2 separate regions of the Homo sapiens genome follow, and region 1 is linked to region 2. Evidence: read pairs that join two places in POLR2A ChIA-PET (ENCODE). Cell type or tissue: OCI-LY7. All regions are shown on one strand.

Evidence for each region. Peaks named below come from ENCODE experiments on the same cell type or tissue, not always from the same donor. Only the 100,000 strongest peaks of a DNase experiment are listed, where the experiment ranks them.
Region 1: POLR2A ChIA-PET joins it to region 2 with 5 read pairs; 5 of 35 experiments call an interaction of 5 or more read pairs at or near these places.

The regions. Positions count from the first base shown.
Region 1 is chr12:1,415,292-1,423,291 of GRCh38, forward strand. The region is part of intron 17 of ERC1 (ELKS/RAB6-interacting/CAST family member 1); the gene reads left to right. Among named protein-coding and RNA genes, the nearest start is that of LINC00942, 81 kb to the right of the region's middle. RefSeq lists an enhancer at 7,906-7,955. In OCI-LY7, no CTCF peak of the experiment used is centred here; no DNase peak of the experiment used is centred here.
Region 2 is chr12:1,306,939-1,314,938 of GRCh38, forward strand. All of the region lies in intron 15 of ERC1 (ELKS/RAB6-interacting/CAST family member 1), which reads left to right. Among named protein-coding and RNA genes, the nearest start is that of LINC00942, 190 kb to the right of the region's middle. In OCI-LY7, a CTCF peak has its summit at 2,405; DNase peaks (open chromatin) are centred at 2,863 and 3,963; H3K4me3 peaks cover 1,497 bases; H3K27ac peaks cover 4,781 bases.

The sequences.
Region 1 (8,000 bases), 110 kb after region 2:
CCAAGGGGCTTAAAAGTTGGTCTTGGTATAAGAACATGCCACTTACTACAATCTGGAAATGGCCTGCCTATTAGATCAGCACTGTAGCATCTCAAAACAGGATTTGGACCAGTATGCTAGACTTTTCTTTTTCATTAGAGATGATGTAAATATTAACACAAACTTTTAAGACAAGTGTTGTAAAACAAGCATCTCCTTCTCTTTTGGCATTTCCTTTTTGTCCATCTTAGTGGAGTTGTCAGTGTACTTATCAGTTGGAAACATCCTAAAATTATTCTCATTGCAACAGTGCAACAATGGAAGCCTTAAATTTCTAGAGAATACATCCATAGAAGGGAGGTGTTAAATTATCTTGCAGAATTAAATGGTGCAGTGAATTGCACTGCTTTCTTGGTATGGAGAAAATGGTCCAAAAACCAATTTGGGCCAATATCAGGACTGACTTTTGATATGACAGACAAGGAAGAATTCGATCCTCTATTTTCAGAAGTGGATCAGAGATTTTAGCAAGAAACTTCTTTCCTGGAAAGCTTAGAACAAAGCCAATGGAATTAAAGAAGCACAAGGATCTAGCTGCTGAGAAATAGGAGGGAGAAAATGAACATTTATTAAGCATTTACTATAGGTCCAGCACTTTCATGTATCTTATCTCATACAGGGCTCATAGACGTTAAATAATTTTCCAAGATTACACAGCTAACAAGCGGCAGATATTTAAACCCAGGACAGACTCCAGACCCCCTGCTGTCTCCATTACACCATACCCAAAGAGGAGTCTTCCATTTTCCAGTCTAGTTCCTTGGACATAGTAGACAACTCCATGGAAGGGTGTTGAATTGAATTGAATTCCTAACTGGGGAAATAACAAAATGGTCTTTGCTGGTAAGGAATATCTGTAGGTTACCCAAGACAGACCCTCACTGAAAAGAAACTAAGTGGTTTCTGAGTTCACTGATAAATGTGACTAACCAGGAATCTAGTGAGGAATTTGGAACTATAGAAGGGAGAAAAAGGAGGTCTTGGAGGTTGAGTAAAGTTTGGGAAGATGAAACAGGAAAAGAAAAGTTTTCAGATAGGAACTAACTTCAAGGAGGTTCCAACCTAAGAATGAGAATATGATGTGTAGGGGCTGGTGAGGAAACCAGCCCAAGTGAAACAGAGGGTGTCTGTCCTTCCATTGGTTCCATGGCTATCCCCACCCACACTTCTGTTTTAATATTGGACACCCATAATTCAAAGAGACAAACTACAGATGTGAGGAGCTCACAAGAACAGTTACATATTAAGCTTTACAGAGAATTAAAGTAGTAATCAGCTGCCTTTGGACGTTGTCTGAATCACTGTCTTCTAAGTTGATTGTCCCTTTATCTAGTTCTGTTGCTTTCAGGTCCTAGTCAGAAGGTGGGCTTTGGAACCAGATTACTTGGTTTCAAACTCCTGTGTACCTCACTTTCTTCATTTGTAAAATCAGGATAATAATACACCTGCCTCAGAGGGCTGTTTGATGATTAAATGAAGTAACATAAAGCCCTTAAAACAGAACAATGCTTTTACATATCAGTAGTTGCTCAGTTAATGTTAGCTATTAGCTGGCTTTAACCTGAAGGCACAAGCTGACCACTTATAGCATTAATACCCTTCCTGCTTTTATCGTTCCCCTCCCTTCTTCACTTTCTCTGTCTTCCTCTTGGCTCTCATTTAATGGGAGTATTGAATAAGAGTTCCTTACTCTTCAACTCTGGATTCAAACTATTCTTGCACAACCTGAACTCCAGTTTAATAGTGTTTCCTCTATATGCTCAGAAATGTCTTTAGTTTACTGTTTGACCTCGGCACACCACCTGTTTTCTGCTTTTCAGGTTTCTCTTCTTCCCTCCTCTCCACAAAGAAATTTAAAATCTTCATTTCTGCTTTTCACTGTTTTCCAGAGGGTTCACTCCCTTTACACCTCATCCTTCTGTCCTGGATTCTCACTAGCTGTCTCAGAACTCTGCCGTCTGCTATTAAAAGCCAAGCTTTCTGCCAGCCCTTTTTGCATACCATACTCAGCAGGTCCCTTCTGTGTGCCTCTATCTTCTCTAAGTCACCATCTCATCTCATGAGCATGTACTGAAACACATAAACAGTTTTGCTACTGCTGCTGCTTTTTTTTTTTTTCCTTCTCCCAAGCAACTTGAACCTATGTCAAATCAAAAAAGATTTTGGAGGCCGAGCGCGGTGGCTCATACCTGTAATCCCAGCACTTTGGGAGACCCAGGCGGGCAGATCACCCTAAGGTCAGGAGTTTGAGAGCAGCGTGGCCAACATGGCAAAATCCTGTCTCTACTAAAAATATAAAAATTAGCTGGGTGTGGTGGCGCGTGCCTGTAATCCCAGCTACTCGGAAGGCTGAGGCAGGAGAATCACTTTAACGCAGGAGACAAAGGTTGCAGTGAGCCAAGATTGTGCCATTGTACTTCAGCCTGGGCAACAGAGCAAGACTCCATCTCAAAAAAAAAAAAAAAAAAGATTTTGGAAAAGAGTTATTTTTGACAAAGGCATTGGGAAATAAAGAGTAAATGATGGATGATGCTAGTAGTTACCATTTAAAGAATACCTACTAAGTGCCAAACACTAAGTTGTAAGTTTATAATCACATTGTAAGCATGTTTTCATTGAAACCAATATAACAATCCTAAGAGATAGATACCATTTTCATTATTTTACTGCTGAGGAAACTGAACCATGGAGAAGTTAGCTAACTTATCCAAGTTCACATACCTGGTACACAGTAGAAGCCAGATTTGAAGCCAGATATGTCTAATTATATCAAAACTTGACCTACCTCTGAAGGATACATAGCTAGAAGGATTTTTTAAAGACGTTATTATGCCTTTGTGTTCATGCTGATTACAAGAGAGAAGAGAGTAAATGATGGAATTCAGGACATGCTACCCCAAAATATGGCACGTTGGCATTGGATACAACAACAGAAGCAGGAAGGTCTCTCTGACCTTCTCCTCACCCTTCTTGCCTGAAGCAAGCTATAAAGAATTTTCTGACCTGCCTCTAAAGTAAGTCATAAAACCTTCATTGCAGAGGTACCCACCCCATAGCTGAAGGAAAAGAATGTCCTTATCTCTGAAGACAGAGGAACACAAAGAACAACAGGCCTTGTTAATTCCTCCCAGTTTATTACTGTTATTAGATTAGACCCAATTGTCCTCAAATCAATTTCTCCATGACTGTCTCCTCTTCATCATACACAGATTTCCTTCTTTTCTGAAGTCTTCATTTTCTTTCTTTCTTTCTTTCTTTCTCTTTCTTTCTTTCTTTCTTTCTTTCTTTCTTTCTTTCTTTCTTTCTTTCTTTCTCTCTCTCTCTCTCTCTCTTTCTTTTCTTTCTTTCTTTCTTTCTTTCTTTCTTTCTTTCTTTCTTTCTTTCTTTCTTTCTTTTTGGAGACAGGATCTCTCTCTCTGTCGCTCAGACTGGAGTGTAGTGGCATGATCATAGCTTACCGTAGCCTCGGACTCATGGGCTCAAGGGATCCTCTTGCCTCAGACACCTGAGTAGCAGGGACTACACGCGTGTACCACCATGCCCTGCTAAATTTTGTATTTTTTGGTAGAAGCAGGGTCTCACTGTGTTGCCCAGGCTGGTCTCAAACTCCTGGGTTCAAGCAATCCTCCCACCTACGCCTCCCAAAGTTCTGTGATTACAGGCCTGAGCCACAGAGACCGGCTGAGGTCTTCGTTTCTGAAGGCTCCCACATTACATAAAACTTACAGTAAATAAATGTGTATGTTTTTCTCTTGCTAGTCTCTGTTATAGGGTTCTCCCCCATTAACCTAGCAGTGGATGAAAAAAGAAAATCTCTTCTCCCCTAAGAATATTCCCATAAGAATATCCAATTATAAATAAGACTAACAATAAACTCCTTTTAAAATCTGAGTAGAAAAGGACCCCATGGTAGCAATGTATGTATGTTGGACTAATTTGTAACTATTCTCCTAAGTGTTGACCTTAATCTTTCTGGTAATGCATTTTAGGATTAGTATACTACAAATGTACTTTTTCTCCAAAATTATACGTCCTGGATACATTTCTTTATGTAGATATGACATACCTTTCTTGCTTCAAATATCAATAACATGTAGTGTAAGAAGCCTCCAAGAGTGTGGTCTTTTTAAAGCTGGAACTCACATCCTTTATTCTATCTAGTAAGCCATCTCTCAGGTCTCATTCTTGAGAAGAAAAAAAAAAGCTGACAAAATTTCTACATTTAAATTTATTTTTCCCTTAATGTTTCATATCAAAATGGAAGCCATGTTTTTCATCATTTCATTCAAGACATAAAACCTTGTGAAAAACCAAAGTAATGGAGGAAATGAGGAATTGTCGTTTAGTGGATATAGAGTTTTAGTTTTGCAAGATGAAAAAGTTCTGGAGAATGGTTGCACAACAGTGTGAAAGTATTTAGCACTCCTAAACTGTGCACTTCAAATGGTTAAGATGGTGAATTTTATGTTATGTGTATTTTGCTACAATTTTAAAACTTTCCTAATTAAAAAAGAAGTAATGGTGATTTTCTGGCAAAAAAAAAAAAAAAAGATACATTCAAAACATGCACTGAATATTATTTTGAAAATTTTTCTTAGTGAAAAGAGGCACCTTCCTCTTTCCCAGGTAAACATTTCAAGGTTTTGAAATGGAAAAGAACTACCCTTGAGGCTTTGGTTTAGCCTTTTGTTCTCTGCTTGGGAACCGGGCTTATTTGTTTGTTTATTTAACTGGTTGCTTTATTAGCATAATAAAGCATGACACTGTTCTTCCTTGATTTGAACTGCTTAGAAGTCTTTAAAAGAATCATTTGCATAATTTATTATTTTTAAATGTGTTCACATTCAGCATTTCCTTTAACAAAGATACACACCTATACCTTTTACAAAGACTGAATATTTAGGCAACTTAACAGCTACAAACTTAACTTTTTAATGAATTGAAGCACTTTTCATTCAATAGAGATACAAATTTGGAGACCATCTTTTAGAAATTGGATCCAGAAAAATACTCTGAACCAGGGACTGACTTAAATAATTTCCCAACATCAATTAAATGAGATTTTTCCTTTAAAAAAAAAGTTGTTTTGCTTTGTGAGGTTAAACTTTTTTTTATTTTATTTATTTATTTGTTTATTTATTTTGAGACGGAGTCTCGCTCTGTCACCCAGGCTGTAGTGCAGTGGCACAATCTCGGCTCGCTACAAGCTCTGCCTCCCGAGTTCACACTGTTCTCCTGCCTTAGCCTCCCGAGTAGCTGGGACTACAGGCACCTGCCACCACGCCTGGCTGATGTTTTGTATTTTTAGTAGAGATGGGGCTTCACCATGTTAGCCAGGATGGTCTTGATCTCTTGACCTCATGATCCACCCACCTCGGCCCCCCAAAGTGCTGGGATTACAGGCATGAGCCACCATGCCTGGCCGAGGTTAAACTTTTAAGCAAAACCCTACAGGAGAGTTATCTGGAACTCTTTACAAAATGAGTGTATTTCTTTGTGAGAAGAACAGTGTGTGGAGTGCAAGGGTGTGCATTTATTGGTTTACTTCCCCAAGCCCAGTATTTTTGTTTGTTTGTTTGGTTTTGGTTTGGGGGGGGGGGGGGTTAATTATAAAGCATTCTATTATTGTATTTAAATCTTTTCCTTTATTATTATTTTTAAATTGACATCTAATAATTTTATGTTTATAGGGTACAGTGATATTTTGATAAATGTGTATAATGTATAATACTCAAATCAGTAATTAGCATATCTGTCACCTCAGACATCATTTCTTTGTGTTGGGAACATTTAATATTCACTCTTCTAGCTATTGAAAAATACATAACAAATTGTTGTTAATTATAGTCACCTTATAGTGCTATGGAACATTAGAACTTGTTCCTCCCATCTACCTGTGCTTTTACTCGCTCAGCGGATTCTTCTCACCCACTGCACAGAAAAGCCAATACACTGAGACAGCAGCATTGCAGTAGAGAAAGGGTTTAATTATCTCAAGGCAGCTGATCAGAGGACGAGAGATATTTCTCAAATCTTCCTCCCCAAGAACTCAGAGGCTAGGGTCTTCCAGGATAATTTAGCAGGCTGAGGGCTAAGGAACGGGTACTGCTGATTGGTTGGGGTTGCGATCATAGAGGTGTCAAAAGCTATCTTCATACACTAAATCAGTTTCTAGGTGGGGGTCACAAGACCGGTTGAGTCAGTTCCTTGGTATGAGTAACAGGTCCGAGTGGAGTCAGTTGGTTGCCAGAATGCAAAAGTCTGAAAAATATCTTAAAGACCAATCTTAGGTTTTACAACAGTGATGTTATCTATAGGAGTAATTGGGGAAGTTACAAATTTTGTAACCTCCAGCTACATGACTCTTGATGAGTAAGCAATTTTAGAAAAGTAAGCTAGGGAACGGGCTGCGCACAGTGGCTCACGCCTGTAATCCCAACACTTTGGGAGGCTGAGGCAGGTGGATCATGAGGTCAGGAGATCGAGACCATCCTGGCCAACATGGTGAAACCCCATCTCTACTAAAAATACAAAAAAAAAAAAAAATTAGCTGGGTATGGTGGTGCGTGCCTGTAGTCCCAGCTACTTGGGAAGCTGAGGCAGGAGAATTGCTTGAACCAGGGAGGCAGAGGTTGTAGTAAGCCGAGATCATGCCATTGCACTCCAGCCTGGCAAAATAAGCTAGGGAACAATGGCTGGTTATCATTTAACTACACCTACATCTTAGCAGAATTCAGTCTTTTCCCATAATCCTAACCTTGTGGCCTTTCATTTGTCTTACAGAGATGGTTTCAGTCCCCCGTGGGGGTCAGCTTGCAGAGGGACTATTATCATTTTTGCTTCAAAGTTAAACTATAAGCTAAATTCCTCCCATAGTTAGCTTGGCCTATGCCCAGGAATGAGCAGGGGAGTGAGCTTGTGACGTTAGAAGCAAGATGGAGTCAGGTTAGATTTTTCTCACTTTTATAATTCTTGCAAAAGCAATTTTATATTCATTAACCCACCCCTGGCTTTCCCCTTCCCCCTACCCTTCCTGGCCTCTAGTAATCACTATTCTACTCTCTGTTTGTATGAGATCAACCTTTTAAGCTTCCATACATGAATGAGAAAGTATGGTATTTATCTCTCTGTGCCTGACTTTTTCACTTAACATATTGTCCTCCCAGCTCATCTGTGTTGCTAAAATGACAGAATTTCATTCTTTTTTTTTTTAATCACTAAATAGCATTGCATTGTATAGATATTTGCCACATTTATCCATTCGTCTGTTGATGGATACTTAGGTTAGTTCCATATCTTGGCAGTTGTAAATAGTGCTGCACTAAACATGGGAGTACAGTGATCTCTTTGATTACTGATTTCCTTTCCTTTGGATATATACCTAGTGGTATCATAGCTGGATTGTATGATAGTTCTATTTTAGTTTGCTGAAAACCCTCCATGCTGTTTTCTGTAATGGCTGTTCTAATTTACATTGCCACAAACACTGTGTAAGAGTTCCCTTTTCTCCACATCCTCTCCAGCATTTGTTATTTTTTGTTTTTTGGGGTTTTTAAATAATAGCGATTTTGATTGGTGTGTGATGGTATCTCATGGTTTGCATTTGCATGCAAATGATTAGTGATGCTCAGCATTTTTTCATGTACCTATTTCAAACTCAGCGTAATTTTGGTTGGGAGGCCGTTAGGCTAAGGCAGCTCCAATGCCCTGAGTTCCTACATAAACAAACTGAAACCCAACTCTTTGTAAACAGTCATATTCTAGGCCAATCAGAAACCACCAACTAACCCCCTACCTAGGGGCTTTCCAATACTCAAGTTTAACCGATCAGGAACTGCCTGGCCAACCTCTAACCAGGGACTTTCCACTGGAATGATCCAAAAAACATTACTGCCCCACTTTAACCAATAAGAGATTTTCTTTACCTTGCTTCTGCTTTCACCTTACAAAAGTCTTCTACC
Region 2 (8,000 bases):
TTTCAGATGGAGATACTGTGGGCACATGCCCTCTTCTTCCCAGCTGGCATCCTGGGAAGTGCTGACGGGCTCCGGAGCAAGTGAGGCCCTAGAGACTGTTTATGACACGTCAGTGTTCATTTGTGTCTCATCTCTTTGATCGCTAAGAAGATACCTGTTTTACTAAAGCTCAGCTGTTGTCAGTTTCTTTGGATTGATTGTCTTAAAGGGAAAGATAAATCAACTTTGTTTTTTTCCTGAAGATAGCTAATCAGGTCATTTAATTTTGGACCAATAAGTAAAAGAATAACTGAGTTTAATGAGTATTGCGTAAAATAAGTTCTTGGTGATTTGACCCTGGGTTGACTTGGCATGAATTTTCTTTCTTTTCAACTCCCTGCTGCCCACTTTGTGGTGTTGTATGAATAATGAGTCCACAGGCCCTGTAAACATGTTAGGTGAGGTGTTTGTTGTTTATTAGTAGTTGGGATTAAATAGAAGTTGCACACTGAAATTGAGTGAAGTGACTTTTCTGCAGTTAACTTGGATGTCATTGGTTTGAAGGAGTTTTTCTGTTGCAGCTGCTTGTCCTACTACTTTTAGCTGTGGGTGCATCCTTTCTGCGTCCTGCTAAAAATTATATTCTTGTTTTCACTTTTAAAACCTAAGACGGTTCCAGAGCTGTGTTTGGTTTTTGCTTTAAACTAATGCCCGAGCGCCCCTTTAGTTAGTCACCAATCACTGTTTAGGTAAGTTGATGATTCCTTTTTGCTACCCAAGATTTTTTTATTTAAAATTGAGCATTTTTAACTTGCTTTTTAGGTCAGAGGATCAATGTCCTCTGTGGTATTCCTCCTCCATCTAAGCTTCTTAAAGCAGTATTATAAATAGAGGCTTTCAACCTAAAAAGTACTGTGTATTTCATTGACTAGAACTGAACTGAACTGTAGGCTAATAAAAAGTACCAAATGAAAATATTATGGTATCTCATTGCACTCCATTGTAGATGTAATGTAGTGTGACCAGCAGTAGCTTTGATTCATTGTAAATCCCATCTGAATACTGACAACAGTTCAAAACATCAGGAGATAAACCTCAAAGGTCACATTTGTGTGAATGGTCATTGTGCATATAAGACATCATTTTATTATTTGAAAACTAGTAGTGTAGCTCTTAAGACAGGGCAGTGTCCTAACCTCTGACAGGGATAGAGGCGAGAGGAGAATCAGTGGGCTGCCAAACAGTCATGTGTTCATAGGTGAGGTTCTGTTTCTTCTTTAGCTGTTACTATTGTTATTATTATTATTATTATTATTTGCATGAATGGTAGCAGTTACTTCACAGGCAAATTTCCTATGAATCCCAGAGTATTGCAACAGATTAGCAGCAAATAAAGACCTGAGATAAAGAAAAAAAAAATGCTTTTATTCAGTTATATTAAAATTAGGACATTTCAATAAAAAACTAAAGCAGCTTATGTTGTTCTGCATGCATAAATTGAAAGAATACTTGAAAATTCTTCAAACTTGATGGTAGACATTATCTTACAGCTTTCTTAAAGGAAGTCAGTTTCTTGGCAGTAGGACAGAGGTTCCCAACATTACTTGGTTCTAGCACAATCACTAAATTTTTCGTGACTTTTAGACCAAAATAAATACTTAACAGTTCCTAACAGTTTGTTGTGTTCCAACAGTTTGTAATCATGTCAAAAAATAATAGACATATTAGTAATAATAAATTGAAAGAAAATATTTTAATTTCTTATTACTTACTCATCAAATGTGTGATTGTTGGGCATGGCACAGTTTTTTAAACCTTGGAATCAGATTGGCCACTGCCAACTTCATTTCTTGTTCCACGCTAATTTCTGTGCAGAACTGTGCTGTGCTTTTAGTCACAGTGCTGCGGTCTGAATGGTTATGTCCCCCCAAAATTCATGTGTTGAGATTCTGACCCCAAGGTGATCATATTAGGAGGTGTGGAGCCTTTGGGAGTGATTAGGTCTTGAAGGTGGAGTTCTTATGAATGGGATTCGTGTCCTTGTAGGAGAGACCCCAGAGAACTCATTTGCCCCTTCCACTGTGTGAGAAAAGCTGTGAGTAGATGCCATCTGTGAACCAGAAAGCGGACTGTCACCAGATACTGAATCTTACAGCACTTTGATTTTAGGCTTTCCAGCCTCTGGAACTGTGAGAAGTAATTTTTTGTTGTTTATAAGCTACCTAGTTTATGATATTTTGTTACAGCGGCTTGAATAGACTAAGATACACCGCAACCATCAAAAACTCAATTTCGAAGAGATGGAATATCATGAACAATAATTTTGCATGATGTCGTATTGAACTGTGAAATACCACAAGCTAGTAATTTGCACACTGTCTGACAGCACTGTGTTTCTCAAAATTTAAAATGCTCTGCAGTACCCCTGTGAGTTCCCTGGGGTGCTGCAGTGCACAATTTGGGAACTGTGGTAGTATTGTAGATAGTAAGATTATCTAATAATAAGTATTGATGACATCTTAGTTTAGGAATAATTATTAGTATGTCAGACTATAGGGGAAGTGAGTAAATCATATACTAGGTTGTTATCAGAATGATTATGAATTTCTTCACCCACCTGTGGAGAGACAGCATGGCCTATTTTTTTACTCTGACCCCAATAAGAAAAGTATTCTGTACCTTCCCCCTTCTCTCTCCCTTTTTGTCTCTTCGTTATCTCTCACTCTTGCTCTAACAGACACACACATAGTGAAATAAGTATTTAACAAAACAGTATTCTCATTATGTGCACTCTGACTTTTTTTTTTTTTTTTTTTAATGTCTCCTTAAGACCTACTGAACTGACGGAAACTAGTTAAGGTCACAGACTCGAGAGACTGACGACTTTAAAATGGCCTTCACCATTTCCTGTCTGTGTGACTGTAAGCAAGTTATGTAACCTCTCAGTTACTCAGTTTCCTCGTCTATAGAGTGGTAATTTGTAATAGTACCTAGTGCTGAGGGGATTTGTTTTCTTTTGTTTTGTTTTGTTTTGTTTTGTTTTGTTTTGAGACAGAGTCTCGTGCTGTCGCCCAGGCTGGAATGCAATGGTGCGATCTTGGCTCGCTGCAAGCTCTGCCTCCCGGGTTCACGCCATTCTCCTGCCTCAGACTCCTGAGTAGCTGGGACTACAGGCACCCGCCACCATGCCTGGCTAATTTTTTGTATTTTTAATAGAGAAGGGGTTTCACCGTGTTAGTGCTGAGGGGATTTTAAGGAAGTTAATACATGTAAAACACTTTAAACAGTTCTTTTTTATTTTATTTTATTTTATTTTATTTTATTTTGAGGAACAGTTTTGCTCTAATCTCCCAGACTGGAGTGCAATGGGACGATCTCGGCTCACTGCAACCTCTGCCTCTTCCTCAGCCTCCCAAGTAGCTGGGAATACAGGTGCGCGCCAACAGGCCCATCTAATTTTTTTGTATTTTTAGTAGAGATGGTGTTTTACCATGTTGGCCAGGCTCGTCTCGAACTCCTGACCTCAGGTGATCTGCCTGCCTTGGCCTCCCAAAGTGCTGGAATTACAGGCAGGAGCCACACCGCGCCTGGCCATTTAAACAGTTCTTGATCAGTAATTACTGCTTTATTACTAGAATCTCAATGAATAATCAGAGGCTAAAACATTTGGGAAATTAGGGAGATGCAGTAGTTCTGTGCTCTAAAGGGTACTGCATACAGTCAAAAGGCTTTTCTGAATTTCTGCTCTTGGGCAGATAGATTGTGTATCCCTTGCCAAAGATTTTCCGTATTTATCCTCTTGAATCTGGATCCAGTTGAGTAGTAAACGGGAGTCAAAATAAGGGAGATGAAAATACTATCGTCATTACTGACAAAGCTGATTAGAGAACATGACTTTATATTTGCAGCCAAGTAGCTTCACTAGTATATCACTCCTGCCACCAGCACAGCTGCATAACTGCAGGCTTCTTACTGCGTGGCAGAGAGTAGAACAGGATGGACCTTCTGCATAAGCAGCCAGGTCTGAAGAGGGGAGAGCAGAAGGGGCTGAACTGAGTGTGTTCACCTCTTTCTTCAAAATCTGCCAATGATATAACTCACAAGGGAGGGAGACAAGAAACATAGGCACAGAAATGTGAAGAATGAGAATATCACCTTAACAAAGGAAACATTTTATAAGGATACAGGAGGTCCATAATCAAGTTCATGTTTTGTAACTTTTAGTAGTTAGGTATCCTTTCTGGCACAAACTTTAAAAACAGATACACCAGGGTTTGAATTCTGCCTGTGTCACTTAATTGCACTGGCTTAGGCATCCTAGAATTTCTAAGAGCCGTAAAACAGACAAAACTACTTGGCAAGAAAAATTGACCACTGACTTCTCTCCCCTGTTCTGTTGATACAACATTAAATTTATCAATGTTTGTTTTTGTCAAACTTCAGTAGTGTTAGAGGTATGAGATCAGCCTTAGTTGATTAGAGGTATGAGATCAGCCTTAGTTGATTAGTAAAAAGGATTTTATATGCCTAAGATAGCAAGAGAGATATGCCTTTGATCTTTCTTATTTATAGGAAAATAATTTATTAACCTAATTTTTATTGTCACTTCTAACCTAAATACATAGTTGTCCTATTAATGGGGACCTTTTTTTCCCGTGAGCATCTGAAACAGTCTTTTTTTTCTATGTATGTGAAGTGGTAATAGTTTTTCTCGTGTATCAGGCAACTACCAACTTATTTTAGACCAGAAATTCTTGGAAATGGTACCGATCCAGTTGGCATAAAATGTGCAAGCACTATTCTATTGATTCCTCAAAAAGATGCAATTGCTTTACTCATAGAGTTATCAGTTATTTTTCTGGCTATTTCACTTGAAGTAGCCATGCTTTGTCTTTTTTTCTATGGAGATACGTGGCCAAAACTAAGTCTTTTCACCAGCTGGATGATAGGAAATTTGATAAAATTTGAGCAGTATAAAAACTTTCCCATTGACTTTATATGATTGAATTTCCACTATGTAAAATTAAACTAATTATTTCTTATGCTACCCAATATATAGTTTATTATTTGAAAACTATGTCCCCATTTTTCCTCAAGAACATGATTTTGTCTTTTGCATCTCAGTGCAGGGGTTGGACAGCATAATTTCTTCTCCTAGAAACACATTTTCTGCTGCTTGTAGCTACTATTTCTATTTTTTCATCAACAGCTACAGGAGTAAGTGGAGTTCCTGACATCTCTGTGTAATCAGTGGTATGATCACATACCCCATATTGACTTTTTCTTTTGAAGTTTATGCTGCTGTCTCTTCAGTACCTTGAGCTTGACCTCTAGCTTTAAGCAGTAAAGGTATCAAAGAAAATCAGTTGCCAGAGTCAGTCTGTTTGCTTGTGTCCTCCTAACCCACTGATGGCACCTCTGACTCCTTGACATTGTATTATTTGTTTCTCAGAGAAGTAAAGCAATTTTTTTTTTCCTCTGTCACCCAGGCTGGAATGCAGTGGCGGGATCTCGGCTCACTGCAACCACCTCCCGGGTTTGAGTGATTCTCATGCCTCAGTTTCCCGAGTAGTTGGGATTATAGGTGCCTGCCACCATGCCTGACTAATTTGTGTATTTTTAGTAGAGACGAGGTTTCACCATGTGGGTCAGGCTCGTCTCAAACTCCTGACCTCAAGTGATCTGCCCAGTTTGCCCTCCCAAAGTGCTGGTATCACAGGCGTGAACCACCACACCCGGCCAAAGCAGTTTTTTTTACATATAGACATTTAATATATTGACTTTGGTTGATTCTTACCTCACTTCCAAGATAATTGTTTCTGTTAAATTACATGTATTTTTAGGCTTGAGTCATCCACTATATTTATGAGTTGGTCATTTCTTTCATGAGTTGAGCTTGTTTTTAAAAGTTCTACTTTTAAAGTCCCCTTCTGTCTCTCCTGCAGCCACTTTCACTGTAACATTTATCATGTTATTCCTGGCAGCCAGTCTTCTTAACTCTCCATCATTACTTTTGGCAGGTTACAGCAGTATCACTTAGGGTTCTCTTAGTTCATTTTTAATGAACATCCAAAAGATGCTCCTATTGCAATAAAACCATAAGAAAAGATTAATAGAATAAGGGTTTATTCTATTAATAGGCAATTTGGGGCTGCTACAGTGGCTCCATGATACCAATGGTTCTGGGCTCTTTCTTTTCCGCTATCCTTAGTATATGGCCTTCTTCCTCCTGCTTGCAAAATGGTGGCATACAGAAGCCTTTCCTACATATTCCAGAATATGAAGAAAGACAAGGGGGAAAAGGGACGTGCCAACTGGTTAAACAACAATCACCATATCAAAGACCCACCCACTAGATTTCTTCTTCTTACTGGCCAGAACTTTGTAGCGTGCCCACCCTCTATACACAACAGGCTGCAAAGGAGGCTGGAATATCACGTTTTAGTTGGGCAGTGACTATCCAGTGCAAAATCCAGATTCCGTTAGTAAAGGATGTTGATGGAGTGGATGGATATTAAACAGAGATTCAACTTTCCTGTTCAGAAACGTGTTATAACTCCATATATTGCTTTAATTCTATCTATCCTAGATAGACTTACAAGGCTAGAATAAGACCTTTAGAGGCACTAACCAACCACCAAAAAGAGGCTAATCACCTCCCATATGTAAATCAAATTGTACAAAAAATTGAAAAAAATACATGTAAAGACCGAAAACATTTTGATTTATCCTATGACGTTTCAGTATTTTTCTGGAAGTATTAAATATTCTAAAATTTTTTTTTTTGCCCGGGTACGGTGGCTCATGCCTGTAATCCCAACACTTTGGAGGCCAAGCTGGGCGGATCCCCTGAGGTCGGGAGTTCGAGACCAGCCTGGCCAACATGGTGAAACCCTGTCTCTACTATAATACAAAAATCAGCCGGGCATGGTGGTAGGTGCCTATAATCCCAGCTACTCGGGAGGCTGAGGCAGGAGAATTGCTTGAACCTGGAAGGCGGAGTTTGCTGTGAGCCCAGATCACACCATTGCACTTCAGCCTGGGCAACAGAGTGAGACTCTGTCTAAAAACATAATAATAATAAATTAAATTAAATTAAAGTGTGTGGTAGTGATAATGGGCTGGAGGGTATGGTGAGTCTATGTTGCTGACATGCTAACCCACATCCTGTCTACTTCATCAGTATTTCCTATTGTATTAGAAAGATGAGAAGGTTCCTTAAATTTTTAACTCCATAGAGGTGATTCATTTACTATAAAGCCTTAAGAAAAATACTTACCCTATCTGGGCCTCTGTTTCTCCATCCATGAAATGAGAACATTGATCATAATAGAAAAGTAGGCAAAGAATATAATCAAGCAATTCACAAAACTATACACGCAGATGACTAATAAAATTATAAGAAAATATTAAGCCTCACTTATGACAAAAGAAGATTAAATTTAAATAAAAAGTTCCTTTCTAAAAATGTAACATAGTAGCAGAGATGTAATACCCAGTGGCAATAAGAATATAAAGAAACAAGTATTTGAGTGTAAAGATAGTCTGAAGTAGTAAACGAGGGCAACTAGGTGTATTTATCAAAGGTTTTAAAAAATGCGCAAAAACTTTTGACCCTGCAATTCTACTTTGAGGAACTTTCCTACCTGAATTTTTGACAAGCACACAATGATTGACCCTGGTAAATTGACATAAGGTATTTTTAACTCCAGCCAGTTTTTTTCTTTACTGTAGTAATTTGTGTGAAGCTTTCTAAGAAGTAAATATGTAATTTACTGTCAAAGCTTTTTTCTTTTAGAAAATCTAAGCCATGAACATTTAATATGTTTTCGTTTTACCTTATATTAGGAAGATAATGGCAATCTTTTAAAAATAAAAATTATTTCTTTGTTCATATCTTAATTTTTGTTTCAATCTGTCTGTCCATTTTGGTCTTGTCTATTTTACCTCTGGGCTCTATCTTTACTACAACCAGTCTTCCTAACTCTTCTCCCAACTTTCAGAAGTAGTTTTCTAACTAT